Regions from separate parts of the Homo sapiens genome. Here region 2 is linked to region 1. The links are chromatin loops, found by intact Hi-C in ENCODE. Cell type or tissue: Panc1. All regions are shown on one strand. Links, peaks and the distances in the headings refer to the core of each region. The heading gives the core; the rest is flanking DNA. Region 1 overlaps SKAP2 (src kinase associated phosphoprotein 2). Region 2 has its middle 12 kb from the start of SNX10.

What was found. A loop is a pair of places that touch in the nucleus more often than their neighbours do. Peaks named below come from ENCODE experiments on the same cell type or tissue, not always from the same donor. Only the 100,000 strongest peaks of a DNase experiment are listed, where the experiment ranks them.
Region 2: it touches region 1 in a loop (6-fold over the local background); 9 of 110 quality-filtered maps call a loop at or near these places.

Annotation. Positions count from the first base shown.
Region 1 is chr7:26,663,900-26,672,242 of GRCh38, forward strand. SKAP2 (src kinase associated phosphoprotein 2) reads right to left here. Exons shown (of 13, transcript NM_003930.5): 12 at 6,192-6,293; 13 at 3,169-5,757. The coding sequence ends at 6,201. Among named protein-coding and RNA genes, the nearest start is that of LINC02860, 30 kb to the left of the region's middle. In Panc1, for the core only: a CTCF peak has its summit at 3,828 (motif pointing left); a DNase peak (open chromatin) is centred at 3,812.
Region 2 is chr7:26,275,369-26,283,711 of GRCh38, forward strand. It overlaps the pseudogene RPL23P7. Among named protein-coding and RNA genes, the nearest start is that of SNX10, 12 kb to the right of the region's middle. In Panc1, for the core only: CTCF peaks have their summits at 3,563 and 3,764; no DNase peak of the experiment used is centred there.

The DNA.
Region 1 (8,343 bases), core at 335-8,334:
TGCGGATCAGCTGCTTTGGATCTGATATGATAACCATGGTATGCTTTCCTGACTAGTGAGCCAAATTCAGCTATCCAATTGTCAATTATTGGATGATTCTTTTCACATGCTTCAGATTATTTTCTAGAAATGGTGACCTCATCAGTGGTCAACAAGCATTTGTTGTGTGCCTATTATATGCAAAGAATCCAAATAAGCATTTGGTTTTAATTCATCACAGTACTGCGCAGCAGAACAGTGTTCAATTCAGGGCAAGGAGGCTGGTGTGAGGCTTGGTTAGGTAACTCACTACCCTAAGGCTTTGGGGACAAATTATTCAGCCTGTTTCCTAATCGGGAAAATGGTAATGAATAACAGAACTTACTTCATAGGGTTGTTATAAGAATTGAATGAAAAGTGCACAGCATGACAAATAGTAAACACTCAGTAAATGTTAGCTATTACTATTACTAGTCTGACTTAAACTGTTATCATCACATTTGATGTGATAAAGAACACAAGGTTTTCTAAATAGACTCCCATGGGAGCTGGGAGGGGAGGGTAGTAGATGAGAATCTGCTTATTTGTTGGAATTTTCTCCTCCACGAAAGCAGCTGTCTTTAACCAGCATACACTAGTGTCATTAATTTTCTCCTTTGAGAGTACCTGTGTGACACTTTCCTCAAACAAGAAGTAAATTGCAGTTCAAGCTACAAAATGGCACCTGCTTTTACTCTAGCAGGAGTGATATTTTTATATTAGAAAGTTGAGGCCAATAAACAGAAAACAGACAAGGGCTGTGCTATATTGCCTCTCCGAGTAATGGATAACAAAAAAGAAAACTGAAAAGAAAAAAAAAAAAAAAAAAGAGGAGAGAAACCTAGGGAAACACCTTCCAAAGTTCCAGCATTAAGAAAGGTACTTAAGAGATGGGCTTTGGGAGCAGTTTCTATATTCACGCCTTTGCACATAGTCAAGTGTTTTGGCTTGCTCAACTTCCAGCCCCTCTCTCAACACTGAAGACCTAAACTGAGCAGTGGTATGACTAAGGCGACTTTCTGCATTTACAGTTCCTTTCATTTTGGGGACTCAAAGCACTCAAGTTAACATAATCATACAACTTTAAATAAACAGGGAGTAAAAGTTAACAAAAAGGACAAAAGCTAAATTATGATTAGATTTGGCAGCAACTGTGAAACTTCCCACTTACTTGCACAAATTTTTGATCTGCCCAAGGCGACAGCTAGAATGCTTTCAAGATCAGATGCAGGAAAGGCTTCTCTGATATTACGCAAGTGGAATGCAGGGCAGCAGTGATTTGAGATGTTTCACTGGAAAGTGAAAGTAGATCACTTGCCCCAAGCTGCCCGAGGAGGCACCTGTGCCTCTTATTTGAGGTCACAACACTGAACACAAGGGAAGAAAGGAAGGAAACATCTAAGGACAATGTACCACAACTCAACTTTCTTATTATTCACAATCTCACTCAATTCTGTTATAACAATAAAATCCAATCTACTTGTTGATAGTATTATGGGATATACTAACTGTATAAAGGCATTTTCTCTACCAGGTTTACTAGTCAAGCTCTTTTCTTCTTAAATCTCATGTCTTGAGATATTGTGGGGTGCCAAATCAGTTAATTAACAAATATTTACTGGATCCACACCATATAATGTGTACCATGCTGGCAATAAATAATATGTTTGTGTATAAGTAATGGTAGAACAGATTCTACTAGCAGAAACAAGAAAAAGCCCCTCAAACATAGCATTAATGAAATGTCATTCCATGCTACTGTGATCATATGATTTTTAAAGTATTTATCTCATCATAAAATAGTATGCTATCAGAGGTTCTAACAGATATTCTGGAAGAACTCAACTATAAAGCAGTAGGCGTATAATAAACTGGCTAAAGCTGAGATGTCTAGAAATCTCTTGTTCCCAATCCAGAGTATAAACTGTTGTGCATTTGAGTATATATTAAACTTGTATAATAATATTTTAACAATGTAGTACTTATTGTTTCTCTGTATTTTTGAATACTAAGTATATTACTATAAATAAGATCATATTCATCAAATGTTTTTATTTTATATATATATACAGTGTACACACACACACACACACACAAAGTATTCTTTCAACCTTTGAGTGAAGCTGTGTTTTCCATGGCTTGATCATGTTTTGATCTCCACTCTTCACCACCTCTTTCTTTACCATGTGGATTGCTTTCAATAGTCATGAACCTACTGAACTCAAGAGAAGCAAAAGTGATCTCTATATGGTGTGTGTCTATAACTCCAACAAATGAAATACAAATGACTGATTTATCTGAAATTTAGAACTTTAAAAATTCTCACAATGCTTCACTCAGTCTCACTGATGAAGTTCAAGCTCTTAAACAACATGTATATTAGGGTTAATTTTCTTCTAATGGCTGAACTGCAAATCTGAATTCATAATATCTAACTCAGTTCTATTTTAAATTATGACCCTGGATAGTACCAGTCTATGAATAAGTAGCAAGTAGTAGAGTGCAGAAATTACATGAAATTATATAAAAAGTAGAAATCATAAGAACTAAGAGTGAGCCTTTGTACACATTTAAGAAACAGTTGAATGGATGCCCTACTCTTTGTGCAAGGCTATATTCAAAGTGGTTGTGTAATGATAGCAAAAAGTGAAACAAAACAAAACATGAAACAAAAACGAAACCCCATATATATGGATTTCACCTACACATGGTTGAAAAGTGATTTCTTTTTCCCATGGTCCTATAATACTTTATGTAATTATCTGTAATTAAATTAGCACACAGTAAAAATAATCAGCTTCCAATAAAATAAAGTATTCAAAACAATTGCTGGACTAAATGACATTCTTTTTCTATGAAAGAAAGTGTCATATGCAGCAAAGTGGCAAAAATAGAACGGAGTGAGCTGTGTTAAGTGTAAATCCTAAAGCAATGAAAGTCATTTGTATTATCCTTACTTCTTTGAATAAATTCAGATGACAGCCCTATTTCATTTCTTCATTCAGTTTGGCGGCCAGATGGCATTAGAATCATTTACTTCACCTTGTTGTGCTTAATTACTACAATCAACACACTATTTTCCAAATTAATCATAACAAAGTAATTTCATTAGTAACACAGCAGGCTGTTGAATTATTAGCATCATAACAGTTTGCAAACAATTAAACTTTATTTGAACCTTAAAAATTTGCAGAGTGGAACATTATTGTAAGATCTAATGGCAATAGAGTACAAATTCAGTACAGAGCAAATAATCAAGCAAAATGCTATATAAAATATGACTTACAATCACCTTTGAAAAAAATTAGCTCTCTAACTGTTCACAGAAAAACAAATAAAAGCTAAGCAAACATAATGAGACCATAGCAATTAGCATATTTTCTAACAAGCCATGTTGTTTAAATTTATATTAATGATATTATTATGATCTTGAAGAGTATGTGATATATTGTCAAGGGTGTAAAGAAAACTCTCCCTGGTTTGTATACAAATGATTTCATCAAATGAATATAAAGCAGTCATGAATTGAAAGTAATGATTATTTGTCCTGTCACTCCAGTTTTAAGTCTTTTCTTTCCTTTCTTATGTCTCCCACCTATATTCAAGTTTTAAAAGAACAAAGGCCGGTGGAGATCTGAACAGAAATAACACCTTATTTCTGTATTGTCACTGTTCACGAGACTATCTGGCTTGGAACTGTTGGTCATCAGTTGGCAAAGGACTCCCTCTCCTGGATTAACTGTAAAAGGAGGCAGAAATCTAGATGCTTTCCATCATGGGCGAGTTTGTGCCATGGGGGAAGGGTTTCAAGAGGTTTTGTCTGCAATGAAAAGCTGCTGCCATCTACTGGCCTAGGACTAAAAACTTCTTTTCAACCCAAAGCACAAACCCAAATCCACAAAGGCTACATTGTCATGGGAAACAACGGCTTTTGCTTTTCAGCTGCTCAAGTTTTGAAAACCAGTCCACTAAAGTCGTCTTTGGTTGTCTAACTTTTGCCAAGATAATTTCAGTCTATTTCAATGGCACTATATGAGGAAAAGGTAAGAACTGCACAAATGTAACTTCTGAAAACTTTAACTTCACAATGTCTCTCTATATAAACTTGTTTACTCACAATCCCTAAAATCAAATTTCTTTTTTTTTTTCACATTTGAGATTGGATGATCATGATATTGAGGGGGTAATGGTAAAGCAGACCCTCTCAAACACTGCTTATAAACAGTTTTACACAAATAATGGAGATTTTAAAATATTACCAGCTCAGATACATGTTTAGAATCTTTATAAAGCAAAGATATTGAAAAGTTCCATAAAGATAATACCTGATAGGTAATGATTCAATATTAGGAGTTTATGTGTAGTCCAAATAATTATCTAACCAGCAATGCATTTTGACATATGTTAAGGCTACATTGGTATCTCATAGGTATTTTAAACACCTCTGATTTCAAATATACATGAAAAGGTAATTATATGATTCTACAAATCTTGCTCAGGCAGCACAGAGTATAACTCAAATGTCAGGCTAACACTACCTTTCTACTCACCTGTTGGTACATGCTACCACTGGGATTTCTACACTCTCCTCTGCAAACCCTTCCTTTCTTTTCAGTGCTCTGAGAAGTATATAGAAAAGCCTCAAATCTGCTGTTCTGCAGTGGGATGTAAATAGTATAGCAATAAGGCAAGATAAGAGAGTGCTTGGTTATGCCTTTTTACTTTGAGAATACACTGAGATTCTGTTTTTTTTTTTTTTTTTTTCTGAGATGGAGTCTCACTCTGTCGCCCAGGCTGGAGTGCAGTGGCGCGATCTTGGCTCACTGCAACCTCTGCCTACCTTGTTCAAGCAATTCTCGTGCCTTGGCCTCCCAAGTAGCTGGGACTGCAGGTGAACATTACCACACTTGGCTAATTTTTAGTAGAGACAGGGTTTCACCATGTTGGCCTGGCTGGGAGATTCTTTATACCATTTTGTTAGTGGTAGGGTGGTATTTCTTAGGAATTTTTTGTTTCATTAAATTTAAACAAAAGTACAGTAGAAAATGTTGCCAGGCCCATCATCGCACCAGGATATTTGTACGGTAAAATGCTTTGCATGAGTCATACTTCTGGTACGCACTTCTGTTGCAGGTGACAGCACACTGCCATTTGCAACTTCATCATTTTTTCTTTCTTGCGGCTGTACTTAATAGGAATTAAATGTGTGAAAATAAATAATAACAATAAAGTTATCTATAAAGTTTGAACATTCTTTAGCATTCTTTGTTTAGCAACCACATTCTTCAGCATCTACCAAAAAAAACTCGCATGATACACTAAATTTAAAATGCTATGAAATTATACATTACTCTCTAAAAATAATTGATGTCCAATGATTAAGAAACATTACAAATCACACCAGAAGTAGCAATAGTAGCATACTATGCTATAGTAGACTATATGTTACGTATAAAATAGTGATGAATTCTTCACACAAATCAAATGGGTAAATAAAAACTATAATTATTTCTTTGCAAAATAGCAACAGGTATAACTTAACTGGTTGCATCTAATTTACATTAATATCCTTCATTTAATTTCACATCAGAGGAATATTTTAATGAGCGACTGCATAAAATAACAGTCAAAGATAAGTAATGTTTAATAAAACAAGGAGAGGTTAGGAGCTGTCACTCGTGCTTTCATGACGCTTCTAAATCCAAAGCATTTGCAGACAAGCAGAAGAATTTTCCTTTTCTGCAGGAGAAAGGGAAAGCTGCATTTTAATTTTTGATTCAGCTGAAACTTGATTTTTCCTGCTTAAAAAAATTACACTTTTAGCCAAGGAAAAATGTATTTTTACTCAACATTTTGTCAATTCAACTCTTCAGAAAGGCCATAAAAAGTGGTATTTTACTGAAAAGGAGGAAGTTTGGGAAAACAGCTGGTTACTATCAAAAGAACTTTCTCTAAATAATCTATTCATTTCCAAAGTAAATTCCATAAAGTTTTTATTTTAAAAATTCTTATTTTAAAAATTAAACCAGATCAAACAAAACAAAAAAGATTTCGGGGCACAATCTTTGTGTTATCAGAAAACTCTAAAGACTTTTAAAAAGGCAAAGACTCATAACGAAGAGACCAAGAGAACATATGAGCTATTACAGAATATTGGATTAAAATGTACTTACCCAGGACTCTCAAATATCATACATCTCCATTATGTAGGCTTTAGGCACCAAGCCAATGGCTCCCTTCATTTCTCCTACCCACCAGCCATATCTATTGTATTCCTAATTGAAAACAATATGCAATATTAACCTTTAGACTGGTGTAAGTACAATGTCGTTTGTATGCAACTTCTTAGAAATGTTATTTCTATTTATAAAGTTAAAAGAGCTTGAGCTGCAAATGTAAACATTTTCATCTTTTTGTTTCTGGACACTTTAAAATGCTGTTAGGCAACGATTTAAATTAAGGTATAACACAAAGCCTGTTTATTATTGGGCACAGAACACAGAAACAATCACTCATGATGAAAACCTAGAAAATGAAACTACCTCAGGAAGCCTTCTCTCGGGGACACTCTCTCTCTCCACAGAGCCTGGGGATACCTTTCATGTGTAAGAGGCTATAGAAGGTTAAAGCCAGGATCCTTAAGCTATTATATTTGCCTTCAAGAAGCTTATCATCTAGCAAGGATAAAATAATTTTTTTTACAATAAACTACTTATTTCTTAAACTTATATGACCTAAAATGATTTAGAATGTTGATAGATGTGTGCCCCTTCTTAAGAAAATCTAATATACACACTTTAACAGATAAATTAGAGAATACGGAAACACTAATAATACCAAAAAACTGCTTAAAAAATAATTCACAAATAGGTTCCTTTAAAATAGTTTCCCTAAGGCATTTATTATTCCTTTATTATTGACCATAAACTACCTTAGATAAAGAATAGGTAGAAGGAATTTAAAGGTGCTGTTAGAGTCACCCTTATAGTGGAAGATCAATAGGAAATAAAAGTATCTCAAGGTATAAAGGCAAAATATTAATCTACCTCTAAAACAGAGTGGTCGATGAGTCACTTTTGCATTTACTTTGCAACTTGAGATAAACAAACCTATACCTCCTTTTCTCCCACTTTTTCCTCCTTTGACAGATACACCACTGCTTTAGGCATTGTGAATACTCCATAACCGGTCTCATATGTCTGCCAGATTGACTAATGTATTTTTATCTCAAATTTATTTATGTGTAGTGAGATACAAACAAAGTAAAATGAATTTCAAGTTTCAAGAATAATATCTTCCAAAAGCAATACTCTTCACAAGCATTGTAGTGCTCAAATTTAATTTTTCATATAAGATAAATTTTCAAAATCAATCCCAAAAGTAATTTAATAGGTTATGATTTTCCAGCATCTGAGTCATAGATAAATGTGCATATGTATATTGAGTTATATGTGGGGAGGGAATGTTAATACTAGTACAGACTTAATATTTGTATTGATTAGTATGCTATTGACCATCAGAAAGGAAAATTATGCAATTCTTTAATACAAATGTAGCATTACATTAGCGTGTATGTATTGATATGTAGTCTATCAATAGAGAGATTATAGGATAAAATCCATAGGCACTTTTTCAAACAGTGGGCAGTATCAGGATTAGGTTTATTGGAAGAACAAAGTGGAGGGGGAGAGGGGAGAAAAGACCACTCCTGCTATTGTTATTCTATTGAGGGCACAGCTCTGGCTTGTGAGGCAGTAAACTCAAGATTTTAAGTTTTAAACTTTTAAAGTTCATTGATAGTGTGAACTTAGTGGACGAAGCTGTATAAGGAACGAGGATACTCTGATGCCCAGAACCCAATGATGGCTATAATCTATGTAGGACATATTTATCAGAAGAAAATACTAACTTACTGAAAGTCATGATTAGCAACGATTATATCTTAATAGGTACCTAATAAAACTACCCTTTTCTATTTTTAAGGCAATGAATACAATTAAAGCCTAATGCTTAAAAAAACACACGTACTTAACGTTCCACAGACTACTGTAAGATTTCAAAGTGGATAATTAACAGGGTAGGTCTGAGTGTTAAAGCTCTTATTCAATGCCAATATAAGATTTTTGAAACTGATTATTTGGAATGAGAAAAGGAACTAGCCCCCTGCTCCCCAGTGACAGACATAGAAAACATTCAGTGAGAAGACATATTATTGGCATAAACTTGCTTCCAGAGAATGGCCCTCAATCTGGGGGTCAATGCTTAGATTCAAATTACAAGACAGAAAGTTATTACTTTATAATATTCTACTTTGGTCATAGTCTA
Region 2 (8,343 bases), core at 138-8,137, 390 kb before region 1:
CAAGATATAAATCAAACTGACAAACTGTGAAGTGAAATATATTCTATTCCCCTACTTTGACAGATCTACCTTCACAATGTCAAAATTGAAAAATACATTCATAGTCATGTTTTTCTGTGATTGACATTTGGAAAAATATCAAAGATTACAGAATTTCTTTATTATTGGGCATGTCTGGGTGTTCTGTTGATGGACTGGTGTTTTCACATGAGTGGTAAATTCAAAATTATTATATATTTATTCCATAAAGTTATTTTTCTTTATTTTATTTTATCTAAATCATTAATTTTGTTATCATCAAGATTTTGACATAATTTGTCTTCTATCAACAGTAAGTATCTAAAGAAAAATAAGATGTAGCTATAGTCAAATGAACAAAATTTGAATATATTTTAATCAAAAGTTCCATATGTGTTATCCAAGTTATTCATCTTCTAACACATTCAATATCACCTATCAAAATTTAAAAGCTAGGTTGAGCACGGAGTCTCACACCTGTAATCCCAGTGCTTCGGGAGGTCGAAGTGGGATGATTGCATGAGCCCAGGAGTTTGAGACCAGCCTGGCAACATGGTGATACCTTCATCTCTACAAAAAAAAAAAAAAAAAAAAAAAAAAAAAAAAATTAAATTAGTCTGGTGTGGTGGTGCATGTCTGTGGTCCCAGCTACTCAAGAGGCTGAGGTGGAAGGATTGCTTGAGCCCAGGAGGTGAAGGCTGCAGTGAACTGTGTTCGAGCTACTGCACTCCAGCCTGGGCGACAAAGCAAGACCCTGTTTCTAAAAAAAAGAAGTCAATTGCTTTTTTCCTTCTTTCTGGCATTCAAGATGTCGAAGCAAGGATGTGGTGAGTCCTCTGGTGCAAAATTCTGGATTTCCTTGGGTCTTCTGGTAGGATCCCTGATCAACAATGCTGACAATACAGGAGCCAAAAATCTGTATATCATCTCCGTGAAGAGGATCAGGGACGGCTGAACAGACTTCCCTGCCAGTGTGGGTGACATGGGGATGGCCACAGTCAAGAAAGACAAACCAGAGCTCAGAAAAAAGGTACATCCAGCAGTGGTCACTTGACAACAAAAGTCATATGGAGAAAAGACGGTGTGTTTCTTTATTTTGAAGGTAATGCAGGGGTCATAATAAAAAACAAAGACGAGATGAAGGGTTCTGCCATTACAGGACCAGTAGCAAAGGAGTGTGCAGACTTGTGGCCCCGGATTGCGTTCAATACTGGCAGCATTGCATGATTGTCTGGTATATTTGTAAAAAAAAATCCTAAAACCCATTAAAAAGTATTTGTCCTCTGCCCCCTCAAAAATAAATAAATAAATAAATAAATTTAATTAAAACATTAAGCAGAGGTGTGTTTCTTGACAAAAAATTAAAAAGCAAAAATAAATCTTATTTAATAGACTTTTTTCCTTTCTTTTTTTTTCTTTTTTTTTTTGTGAGACGGAGTCTTGCTCTGTTGCCTCGGCTGGAGTGCAGTGGTGTGATCTCGGCTCGCTGCAACATCTGCCTCCTGGATTCAAGCGATTCTCCTGCCTCAGCCTCCCGAGTAGCTGGGATTAGAGGCACCCGCCATCATGCCTGGCTAATTTTTGTAGAGACGGGGTTTCATCATGTTGGCCAGGCTGGTCTTGAACTCCTTACCTCAGGTGATCCACCAGCCTCAGCCTCCCAAAGTGCTGGGATTACAGGAGTGACCCACCACGCCCAGCCAGATTTCTTTTTTCTTTTCTTTTTTCTTTTTTTTTTTTTGAGACCAAGTTTTGCTCTTGCAGCCCAGGCTGGAGTGCAGTGGTGAGATCCCGGCTCATTGCAACCTCTGCCTCCCAGGTTCAAGCGATTCTCCTGTCTCAGCCTCCCGAGTAGCTGGAACTACAAGCGCACACCACCAACCCGGCTAATTTTTTTGTATTTTTAGTAGAGATGGGGTTTCATCATGTTGACCAGGCCAGTCTCAAACTACTGGCTTCAGGTGATCTGCGCACCTCGGCCTCCCAAAGTGCTGGGATTACAGGCAAGAGCCACCGAGCCCAGCCTAAACATCAAATATTGAAAATAAATTATTTAGGGCCGGGCACAGTGGCTCACGCCTTTAACTACTGATACACTGTTGTGTGTTCAAACTGTGTTCACATAAGGCAAACGCCAAGCTGTAACCAATTCAGCTGTTTCTTTTTCTTTTTTTTTTGAGGCAGGGTCTCACTGTCGCCCAGGCTGGAGTGCAGTGGCGCAATCTCGGCTCATTGCAAGCTCCGCCTCCCAGGTTCACGCCATTCTCCTGCCTCAGCCTCCCGAGCCGCTGGGACTATCAGGCGCCCGCCACCACGCCCAGCTAATTTTTTTTGTATGTTTAGTGGAGACGGGGTTTCACCGTGTTAGCCAGGATGGTCTCGATCTGCTGACCTCGTGATCTGCCCGCCTTGGCCTCCCAAAGTGCTGGGATTACAGGCGTGAGCCACCACGCCCGGCCAATTCAGCTGTTTCTGTACAATTGCTTGAACCTGGGAGGTGGAGGTTGCAGTGAGCTGGGATCGCACCACTGCACTCCAGCCTGGGTGAGAAGGGCAAAACTCTTGAGTCACTGCTCCAGCTACTCCTACCCTGTCTCAAAAAATTTTTTTGTGTCTCAAAAAAAAAAAAAAAAAGAAGTACAGAGTCCTCAGGCCATGTTTAGTTTGCTTTAACAATATAGAAATCAGGCCAGGCGCGGTGACTCACACCTGTAATCCCAGCACTTTGGGAGGCCGAGACGGGCGGATCACGAGGTCAGGAGACCGAGACCATCCTGGCTAACACGGTGAAACCCCATCTCTACTAAAAAATACAAAAAATTAGCCGGGCGCGGTGGCGGGTGCCTGTAGTCCCAGCTACTCGGGGGGAGGGGGGGAGGCGGGGCGCTGAGGCAGGAGAATGGTGCGAACCCGGGAGGCAGAGCTTGCAGTGAGCCGAGATCGCGCTACTGCAGTCCGGACTGGGTGAAAGAGCGAGACTCCGTCTCAAAAAAACAAAAACAAAAACCAAACAATATAAAAATCAGTATTACATTTCACTGGCGTTATGTCTAAAGTCACACACGTAGAAATTTAATGGTAATTTGAATTGCTTAATATTGCAAAAGTACTGTAAATTGCTGCAACTACTTTACGAATTCTTCCTGCCTCCAAAACATGATTTGAAACAGGAAGGGAAGAAAATGGAAACCTGGTACTGAGAAATACTTTATTATGCAAGAATATACTGCATTCCTCCTATTCGAAAGGAAGGACCTGAGAGGTAACTTTTCTTGTTTAGTACCCAGTTGCTGCTGCTCAAATCCTCCCTGCACTTGGAAGCAGTGAGTCTCTGATTTTGTCAGTGACATAACCCACAATTTAACCCACGAACCTCACCTCTCCAAAACGTAGGTGCTTTTGTACATGGAAATGTTACAAAATAAATTTTAACACATTGAAAGCTAGTGTTTATCCATGTGGTCAAATTGACTTATTTTGTATAGACCTCAGAATAAAACTTGATCTCAGTCTCAAGGAATGTCCTCTAAGGCCACAGACTGTGTGCAAGTTGTGCCATCAGCAACCCTAGGGGTCACTATTCACAGGGTAGTATATTTGATATTTTTAAATGATAATTTTCCAGCAGATGGCAGTAAATTGTCTGGAAGAAAGGTAACCTTTAAAAAATTCTCACAAAGGTATTATATAGGCTAGCTGCTATGTTGGATCATTCCTCTCCCCAGAGGTAATCTCTTATAAAAGTTTGAATTTGTCCTTCTAGACCATATATTCACATACATAAATATATGTACATAGAAAAATAGAAATTTTATTATTTTAAAACTTTTTGAGAGGCTTTGGCAGGAAGATCACGAGGCCAGGAGGTCGAGACCAGCCAGGGCAATGTAGTGAGATGCCACTGTCTCTACCAAAAAAAAAAAAAATTAAAAACAAAAAACAATAAGTAAATAAATAACTGAAAAAAAACTTTTAAAATATAAACAGTAGTGAGGCAGAATAGGGTCTGGAGGCAGGGAACCTAAGGCCGATTCATACTGACTTCCTAGAACTAAATCAAAAGGAAAACCCCAACTTTCAACACCTAAGTATCAAAATGACCAAACGCTACTCCCTTTGCAAACCACCCCTGTCCCCCACTTTCTGCTTGGCAGATGGAAAACTGAAAGTACCTCTGATTGGTTGCTTTGAGCAACCAATCAGATGTTTGCATAGGAGTGTAACTTTGTAATTTCACTTTAGCCTCTGATTGGTTGCTTTCTGCAACCAATCAGCCCGATCGTGGGCCACTACTTTATTTGCATGAGGTATCCACCAAATGGCCAATGGAAAACCTCTAGAGGATGTTTGGACCCCAGAAGATCCTGCAATCAGGGCCCTTGAGTCACTGCTCCAGGTACTCCTACCCTGTGGAGTGTACTTTCATTTCCAATAAATCTCTGCTTTCCTTGCTTAATTCTTTCCTTGCTTTGCTTTGCATTTTGTCTAATTCTCTGTTCAAAACGCCAAGAACCTGACAATTTGCAGTCAAGACCCTGCACCTTTAACAAGTAGCGCACTATATTTTCTATCTTGCCTTTCTCAGTATGCCTTAAAGATCTTTCAATGTAACCATATGTAACCCTGGAACTAGACCAATCTGGTTCAACTTTGTCAGCAACAAAATGTAACAAAATGATGAGTTGTTTCTCAGCTCCTAAGGACACCCAGGTTGCAAGTCACCTAACCTGAGTATGGCCAGAAGAATCAAGCAGGCCCAGGTCCTGACCTCAGAGCCAGCTGGAATGAAAAAACCAACCACAGGCAGAATCTAAGTGCTTTGGATCAAGCAACAGAGACCACATTAAAAAGCAAGGGTTGCCCTGTTTTGTTGGAGTATGGACTTTTCTAAAAGTTGAGGACCCAACATGACCCCATTGCATGATCTCATCAGATCACTGCTTCTTTGCATGAACCTAATCAGGTCACACCTTTATCTCATCTTCCTATATCCTCCATTGTTCCCCTTTGCCCATAAAACCTGCCCCAGACCCCTGCTTGAGAGACAGATTTGAGAATTGCCTCCTGTCTCCTTGCCAGTCAAGTTGCAATGAAGCTTTTTCTTTTCTCAAAAGTCAATGCCATATCGGCTTCTATGTGTGTTGAGCAGCTAGCCCTTGCTAATTTTAAAATCTGATGTATGATATTCCACACTATGAATATACTATGGATTATTTAAACATTTCTGTATTGGTGAACATTTAACTTGCTTCCAGTTTTTTGCTGTTACCAACCATGCTGCAGTGTCTACCCTTGTACATATCTTCTCAGGCACATGCGTGAGGGCTTCTGTAGGAGAGATACTAAGAGGTAGTATTGCCGGGCCATAAGGCACATATGAGTTTAGTTTTGATAGTGAGGTAGGAGGTGGGACTCAACTCTGGAGGAAGGGCTTGGACACCAGACCAAATTGAGGACTAGCTTAAACAGGGCCAGGGTGGAAGCAGCTTTCCATAAGACATACCCACCGGTGTGCCATTGCAGTTTACCGTTGCTATGGCAACATTCAGAAGTTACCTTCCCTTTCCATAGCAATGACTCGATGACCTGGAAGTTACCATGCTTTTCCTAGAAATTTCTGCATCAACTCCCCCTTAATTTGCATGTAATTAAAAGTGGGTATAACTATGCCTGCTGAACTACCTCTGAGCTGCTATTCTGTACACACAGCCTATGGGGTAGCCCTGCTCCACAGTTGCGGTTGTACACTGCTGCTTCAATAAAAGTTGCTGTTTAACACTACCAGCTCACCCTTGAATTCTTTCCTGGGTGAAGCTAAGAACCCTCCCACGCTAAGCCGCGATTTTGGGGCTTGCCTGTCCTTTCAATAGGACATTGCTAAATTGCTCTCTAGAATTGCTTTTCCAGGTTGGGCGCAGTGGCTCACATCTGAAATCCCAGCACTTTGGGAGGCTGAGGCAGGCAGATCACCTGAGGTCAGGTGTTCAAGACCAGCCTGGCCTACATGGCAAATCCCTGTCTTTACTAAAAATACAAAAATTAGCTGGGCATGGTGGCCTATGCCTGTAATCCCAGCTACTTGGGTGGCTGAGGCAGGAGAATCGCTTGAACCTGGAAGGTGGAGCTTGCAGTGAGCCGAGATCGCGCCACTGCACTCCAGCCTGGGTGCAGAGCGAGACTTTGTCTCAAAAATAAAATAATAATAAATAAATTTTAAAAATTGCTTTTCCAATTTATACTCTCACGAGCAAAGCATGAAACTACCTGTTGTCAATATATGATATTCTCAATGCAAAAATTTTTTGACTTGGCTGGGTGTGGTGGATCATGCCTGTAATGCCAGTGCTTTGGGAGGCTGAAGTGGGAGGATTGCTTGAAGCCAGGGGTTCGAGACCAGCCTGGGCAATATAGTGAGACCCTATCTCTATAAAAAAAAAACAATAAAAATTAAAAAAATTTTTTGGGCTGGAGTCAGTGGCTCACACTGTAATATTGGCATTTTGGAAGGCTGAAGTGAGTAGATTGCTTGAGCCCAGGAGTTTGAGATCAGCCTGTGCAACATGGTAAAACCCCATCTCTATGAAAAATCCAAAAAATTAGCCAAGTGTAGTGGTGTGCACCTGTAGTTCCAGCTACCCAGGAGACACATGGAAGAGTCACCTGAACCTGGGAGGTTGAGGTTGCAGTGAGCCATCATCACACCACTGCACTACAGCCTGGGCAACAGAGACAGAGTGAGACCCTGTCTCAAATATTTTTTTTACTAAACTGTTGGGAAATGGATTCTCCTTTTATGTTTATTAGTTATTGGTACTTCCTCTTTTGTGAGCTGTCTGTTTCTATTGAATGGGTTAAGAATATGACACCCCTGGCTGGGCGTGGTGGCTCATGCAAATCCAAGCACTTTGGGAGGCCGAGGCCGGAGGATCATTTGAACTCAGGAGTTCAAGACCAGCCTGGGCAACATGGCAAGACCCTATCTCTACAAAAAAAAAAGGCTGGGCATGATGGCACACGCCTTCAATCCCAGCACTTTGGGAGGCCAAGGCAGGATGATCACCTGAGGTCAGGAGTTCAAGACCAGCCTGGCCAACCTGGTGAAACCCCATCTCTACTAAAAATACAAAAATTAGCCAGGTGTGGTGGTGGGCACCTGTAATCCCAGCTACTCCGGAGGCTGAGCCAGGAGAATTGCTTGAACCTGGGAGGGGGAGGTTGCAGTGAACTGAGATTGCACCATTGCACTCCAGCCTTGGCAACAGATCAAGACTCTGTCTCAAAACAAAACAAACAAACAAAAATTATCCGGGCATGGTGGTTTGTGCCTGTAGTCCCAGCAACTTGGGAGGCTAAGGTGGGAGGATCACTTGAGCCTGGGAGGTCAAGGTTGCAGTGAGCCATAATTGTGCCACTGCACTCTAGTCTGAGTGACAGAGAAAGACCCTGTCTCAAAGAAAAAAAAAAAAGAATACGACCTTCATTCAGTTTCTTAAAAGCAGGAGATGAAATTCTCATGTGAAAGATGCAGCATTTTTTTGGGAGGCTGAGGTGAGAGGATTGTTTGAGTCCAGCCTGGGGAACATAGCAAGATCTTGTCTCTAAACAAACAAACAAACAAACAAACGAAACCCCCCAAAACCCCCACAGCATTCTTTTTTTTTTTTTTTTTGAGACAGAGTCTCCCTCTGTCACCCAGGCTGGAGGGCAGTGGCGCGATCTCGGCTCACTGCAAGCTCCGCCTCCCAGGTTCACGCCATTCTCCTGCCTCAGCCTCCCAAGTAGCTGGGACTACAGGTGTGCACCACCACACCTGGCTAATTTTTCTTTGTATTTTTTAGTAGAGACGAGGTTTCACCGTGTTAGCCAGGATGGTCTTGATCTCCTGACCTCATGATCCTCCTGCCTCGGCTGGGACCTCCCAAAGTGCTGGGACCACAGGCATGAGCCACTGCACCTGGCCACCCCCGCAGCATTCTTATCAAGGATAGAAAGTTGAGACTGAGAAACTTCTGTACAGACCTTGTTAAAATAACTTTAACTGCTTCTGGGTCTTCATTTCCTTATGGGGGCTCCCATGCCATGTAAAACTTGTATTAAATAAACTTGCATGCTTTCATCCTGTTAATCTGTCTTACGTCAATTTAATTCTCCAGCCCAGCCTAAAAGAGGACAGAGGTGGAGTTTTGCTGCCCCTACAATACCTTCAGTGCTTGTCTCTTTGTGTATATAGATATATATATTTGTGTATATAAATAAAATATTTATAAATATTTATTTATGTACTATACTCTATTTTCTGTATAAATATATAGAAAATATATAAAT